Linked DNA regions of Homo sapiens: region 2 is linked to region 1. Evidence: chromatin contacts called from ENCODE Hi-C or POLR2A ChIA-PET data. All regions are on one chromosome and are shown on one strand. Each heading gives the region's core, a stretch centred on a gene start or an enhancer-like site at or near the end of the contact. The rest is flanking DNA. Distances are from core to core; before and after follow the strand shown. Region 1 holds the start of SPAG7 (sperm associated antigen 7). Region 2 holds the start of RABEP1 (rabaptin, RAB GTPase binding effector protein 1).

The links. Hi-C counts contacts between places; a loop is a spot of excess contacts on that map. ChIA-PET counts read pairs that join two places held with the same protein, here RNA polymerase II (POLR2A). Pooled maps may share reads with other maps.
Region 2: a pooled map shows a loop between it and region 1 (13-fold over the local background). The contact joins the promoter of RABEP1 here to the promoter of SPAG7 in region 1. A Hi-C loop is called at or near these places in 1 of 37 single-sample maps with no recorded cell type and 7 of 50 pooled maps. POLR2A ChIA-PET finds 5 or more read pairs at or near these places in 4 of 52 experiments (AG04450, H1, PC-9 and 1 more).

The regions. Positions count from the first base shown.
Region 1 is chr17:4,966,372-4,969,071 of GRCh38, forward strand. It overlaps SPAG7 (sperm associated antigen 7), which reads right to left and starts at 1,446. Exons shown (of 7, transcript NM_004890.3): 1 at 1,349-1,446. The coding sequence starts at 1,433. It overlaps CAMTA2 (calmodulin binding transcription activator 2), which reads right to left. Exons shown (of 23, transcript NM_015099.4): 22 at 2,536-2,610; 23 at 1,626-2,448. The coding sequence ends at 2,385. It overlaps LOC124900387 (a long non-coding RNA gene), which reads right to left and starts at 1,342. Exons shown (of 2, transcript XR_007065587.1): 1 at 30-1,342. RefSeq lists enhancers at 491-1,168, 1,082-1,581, 1,169-1,845, 1,846-2,523, 2,491-2,700 and 1 more and a silencer at 1,592-1,671.
Region 2 is chr17:5,280,950-5,283,649 of GRCh38, forward strand. It overlaps RABEP1 (rabaptin, RAB GTPase binding effector protein 1), which reads left to right and starts at 1,335. Exons shown (of 18, transcript NM_004703.6): 1 at 1,335-1,571. The coding sequence starts at 1,538. RefSeq lists a silencer at 1,055-1,774.

The sequences.
Region 1 (2,700 bases), core at 196-2,695:
ATACCTGGGTTTGAAACCCTGCCACTTACCAAACTAACCATGTGACCTCAGGCGAGTGACTCATTTAAGCTTCCCAGTCTGTCAATGCCGGGTGATCCCCCACTTAGACAGTCATCGGAGCATTAGAGAATTCCAGTTCCCCATTCCCATCATGCTTCCTCCTTTCTCAGAGATTTCAAATAGACTCTTCTGCCTGTAACGCTTTGCTTCTCTCTCTCATTTACGGAATTACCTGTTCTGATCTCGGCTCACTGCAGATTGGGGGAGAACCTCAGGTGGCCGCTCTCACAGTTATTTTTCTCTCAGAGCACTTATCAAGTTGGTTATTAAACTTACGTGTGATCACTGCATCAATGAGCGCCCCAGCCCCGGACTGTGGCCTCCCTGAGGGGTACCCCTGGTCCCTAACGGTTGTTCAAGAAACAAGGGGACGAAGCGTAGGCAACCAGCGGCCCTTGAATACTTGGAAGGCGTCCTGCCTGCTCTGGTCCCCCTGGGGCACGTGGGGAGCTGGGACAGGGCTCGTCCGTGGTCAAGGTCCGCAGGTTTGGGAGTTGGGGTCCTGCGTTCCGCCAGTATCATCCCAAGCTGCAACACGAGCAGCCCCGGGGAGGCTCCCACCGCCCTGCAGGGCCGCGCCCTACGCCGGCCGCCGAACTCCAGCCCACCCGCAGGGAAGCTACTCCGAGAACGCAGGCGGAGACAGTGGCCAATCGGACCCGGCGGGTATTCTCATCCCTCCAATCAACACTACGATCCGCCCGGGCAGCTCGGGAATTTAAGGCTACGGATGGGAAAAAGGTTGTCGGAGGGAGGCAGAAGGGACTGGGTTAAATTAAGCAGGAGGGGCAAGAACACACAGAGGACCCTGCAACCAATGGGAATTCGCAGGCTGGGGTGGTTTCGAAGGAAGGTCGAACAGGCCTGAGGAGGCAGAGCTTTAAGTTGAGATAGCCAATAGAGATGAAGGCACAGTAGATGGCGTGTCCTAAATCCAATCGAAATAGAGCTAGAGGTGAGCGGGGCAGGAATGCGGCAGGTTGGAGGCACCCTACCAATCAGACCAGGTCAGCAGCGGACAGGCGGGACGGCCGGCTAATGGGAAACAAGGACTGCGGAAGGCCAGGGTCGGGAGAAGAGGCAGGAGGCTGGCGCTATCTTTCAGGTAGCCAATCACTGTCCGCTAAGAACAGCGGGCGTGTCAGCAGCCCTTTTAGGGACTCTGAGGGTCTCGGAAGGGGCCTGTGAGGGGTCTTTCAAGGTTGAGGAGGCGGCATCGTCCAAAGAGGGAGAAGTATGGTCCCGAGAACCGGGCGAAGGAAGGCGGTTGTGAATTTGGGATCCTCACCTCGGGCCTTGCGCCGAGTCTCCTGGTCACCGAGGCTGGGTGGCTTCTCCATGGAGCTCAGGATGGAGCCCAGTAGGTCCGCCATCTTGGGAGTGACTGAGAGGGGGCGGTGCGTCTTAAAGGGAAGGGCGGAATGCCTTTAAGGCCGGAAACACGTCGGAGGCGGAAAACCCTGGGCCCGCCTGGCCTGGGCGCAGATCCCAGGCCCGCGGTGCATGGCGGCCTCCAGCTGGCCTAGGCCCCGCCCCGCCCCCGCAGACAGAGGCCGGAGGCTGGCTGGTGCAGCGATGTTTAATGGCAATTCGTATAAACCAAGCCCATGCACAAGTAGAAAGTGCCCGTGGAGCCGGCAGGAGGCCCCCGCCGCGCTAGAGAACCACAAGCCCGGCCGTGCAGCCCTCCCCGCGGCGCCTTAAATAGATTCTTCACTATACTCTGTATGTTACAGTATGTACAAGACCCCTCCCCTCGGGGGACGGGGCGGACTCCGCAACGCGTTCCTATGTACACCACCTCCCCTTCGGCCCTGAGGTCAGTGGCCAGAGTCGGGTGATGGGGTAAGACAGGGCCAGAGAGGGAGGAAACAGACGCAAACATGCGGAGTCGGGTGGGGACACGGTCAGCCCTGAAACACGAGGGGCGTGCGCAGCGAAGGCAGTGGTGGGAACCGAGGCGGATACATTCAGAGACGCGTCGAACAAATAAATAAGGCAAGTCAGGAGGGGGCCGAGTCGGGTGCAGGCAGGAGGAGCTGGGGAGCAGGGGCAGGCAGGGCTCCGGAGGTCACAGCGGAAGATGCAGGTATGTGGGGCGCGGGTTTTCTGGAGCCAGGACCAAAAGAGACGGGGCACGACCAGGAGGGACGAGGAGAGGGGTGTGGGAGCAAGGCGTGGGGAGGAGGGAGGAGGCCTACAGAGGGCTCCAACAAAGGTGAACAGGAAAGCTGCCGACAGGGGCTCCCCCTGCCCCAGAAAGCCCTCTCCCTGTTAAGACTGCACGAGGCGCCCCCAGGGTGGTGAGAAAGGCGGTGGCCAGGTCATGTGGCCAGTCCCGGCTGGGGAAGCCCTTCCAGCTCCTGGTTCTGCTTCAGTTCCCTCATCCTGCAGAGAGAAAGATAGGAGTCAGAGGAGACTGGCGGATCACGACGGGTGGCAACGCAAAAGCCCAGGGGGAGAAGGGATGAGTACCTGTGTCGGCAGCGCCGCAGGAATCTCATGATCTTCCGGGCTGCCTGGTCCTGCTTCTTGGTGAGAAAGGAGCCTCTGGTGAAAGAAACAAAAGATGGACCTCACAGAAGGCATCGCATGCCTTCGGCCCCCCCAGGAACCCTAGGCAGGGAATGGCAGTGAGGC
Region 2 (2,700 bases), core at 85-2,584, 310 kb after region 1:
AAGGACATGAACTCATTCTTTATGCTTTCACTTTAGCTTCTTTTAGGGATGTCTAGACTCTGCCATAGAGAGAATGGATCTGGGAAAGAGACCACAGCTTCAGCCATCTGGAAAGGGAATTCTGGGGCCACAAGTATTCAGAACTTGGTCCTGAAGTGCCAAACCCTGTGGACTCCCTCATCCTGGGGTGGGATTGCTGGGTCTTAAAATGTACATAATTCCTGATGCTCCTCTCTGATTTCAAAATAGCTTTTTAGGCCGGGCGCGGTGGCTCACGCCTGTAATCCCAGCACTTTGGGAGGCTGAGGCAGGCGGATCACGAGGTCAAGGGTTTGAGACCAGCCTGACCAACATAGTGAAACCCCGTCTCTACTAAAAATACAAAAATTAGCCGGGTGTGGTGGCGTGCGCCTGTTGTCCCAGCTAGTCGGGAGGCTGAGGCAGGAGAATTGCTTGAACCCGGGAGGCAGAGGTTGCAGTGAGCCGAGATCGCACCATGGCACTCCAGCCTGGGTGTCAGAGTGAGACTCTATCTCCAAAAAAAAAAAAAAAGCTTTTTAAACTACCTCCTTGGCATGGGGCACTCCAGGTGTCGAAATCAGACGGGGAGTGGTGATTAGAGGGGAGTTCCTAAAGTATAGGGCCCAGGGGCCCAAGTATAAGGGCCACACTTTGTGTATATGATTTCTCCTTTCCTGCCATGAGTGCAGGGTCTGTACCTGGCTGTATCTCCAGCATCTATCACGACTGAAAACCCAAACGTATTTGCTGAATGGATAGTATACTGGCCTCTGCACCAGAAGACCTGGGGTCCAGGCCCAGTACTGTCGGAAACAGTTCTTCATACTTTATTACCTCGTTTAAACTTTTCTTAGCCATTATATTGATAAAAATTCCAAGAGGTGAAGTGACTCTCCCAAGGTCGCAAAGCTAGAAGAGGTAGAGGCTGGAACTGCACCCCGCCATCGGTCCTCCTCTCTTACTCATTTTTTTTTTTCCCCTCACTGTGCTGGGGTGGAGAACCGGGACCGGCACCTTCGAGAGGCCAGGCCTCTGCTGCAGCCCCTCTTCTCCAGCTCCGCTCGGCACTCAGCCTCCCCGCGCCGCTGGGTCAGGCGCCCAGCTCCGCCGAAACCCTCCCCTCCCGCCGCGCTCCCTCCGCGCTCCCTCCGCGCTCCCTCCGCGCTCCCTCCGCGCTCCCTCCGCGCTCCCTCCGCGCTCCCTCCGCGCTCCCTCCGCGCTCCCTCCGCGCTCCCGAGGCCCCGCCCCTCCCCTCGGGCCAACGTCACGTGCCGCCCCATCCCCCTGCGCCTGCGCACTGCTTATTTCCCGCTGTCAGGATGAGGAGGCGGAGGTCGGCGGTCGGGTCCGTCTCTGCCCGCGGCTGTGGCGGCGCCGGCGGATCCAGCCTTAGCGGTTTCTCTCTGGGCGGCGGCGGCGGCGGCTCGGTTGACGCCTCCTCCGCCAGCTGAGCCCGCGGGAGCCCAGGACGCCGCTTCCCCGCCCATCCCCGCTCCCCGAGGCCGGCCGCCTGGTCATGGCGCAGCCGGGCCCGGCTTCCCAGCCTGACGGTGAGGCGCCCACCATGGCAGGCGCGGCGGGCGCGGCCTGCCCGGCGTCGGCGTCGCGGGAGGATTTCGGGGCGGGCAGGCGGCGGCAAGGGCGCGCGCAGGCCCCGGGGGTGACCCCGCCGGGCGGAGGCGGGGGCGCGCGGGCTGCGGCGCGCGAGGGCGGCGCGGGCGCCCCGGCTGCCGTCGCTGGGGAGGGGGCGGGAGGCGCGGGTGCAGCGCTTGCGGGAGGGCAGAGGGAAGGGCGTGGGGAGGCTGCTGGGTAGCGTGGGGTAGTGTGGGGAGGGAGCGGTTCTGGGTAGCGGGGGACCGGCACGTGGGTTCTGCCCGTGGGGGAGGATGGAAATCGGGAACATGTGCTATATTCGTTAAAGAAAAAAAATCTTAGCTTAGGTAGTGTACCCTCCCTGCCGCCCCAATCCTTGCTATAGAACTCTTTGCACCCAGTTATGTGACCTGAAAGTAGTTGTGTACAGTAACTGGATTTAGTAGCATTCCCTGAATGGCAGTGTGGCTTAATGGTTAAGTGTTGGGGCCTGGGAGTCTAGAGGACCTGTATTCTTAACCAGCAAGCTCTGGGCTCATTTCTTAGCCTCGTTGAGCCTCAGTATTCTCACCCACGAATTAACCAAGAGGTTAATTCATGCCTTTATATTTTATCTATAAAAATAGCAACACGAATGTGTATATACAATAATAGTATTATGGAGGTATTAGGAATAATGAGAATAGTGTTTGAGAATGCTGAGGCCTACTTGCACTACTTGAAGATATTTGCTTGTGGAACTAAAAAAAAAAAAGTGAAGTCGAAGAAATGTGTCATTTATATTCTTGGAAGGAAAAAAGGGCCCCATCCTAAATAATCAAAGTTGGTTGTCAGAGCCCTTCGTGACCTTCTGGGAAATTGGACTAAGCTGTGCTTCACAGATTGACTACATGGTTCCAGGTTTTACCACCTAGAATAGATGTTTGGAAATAGTGTGCTTGGGCTTTTCCAAGGTCCCACTGTATCTAGTTGTGAAAGTACTTTCTGGTGTATTTCTATAATCAGCGTGTGTGCTTAGCATCTTTAAGTGTGAGTAGAGTAGAATGTTGGGAAAAGGGGCTTGGTACGGAGTAGGTACTTTAAAAC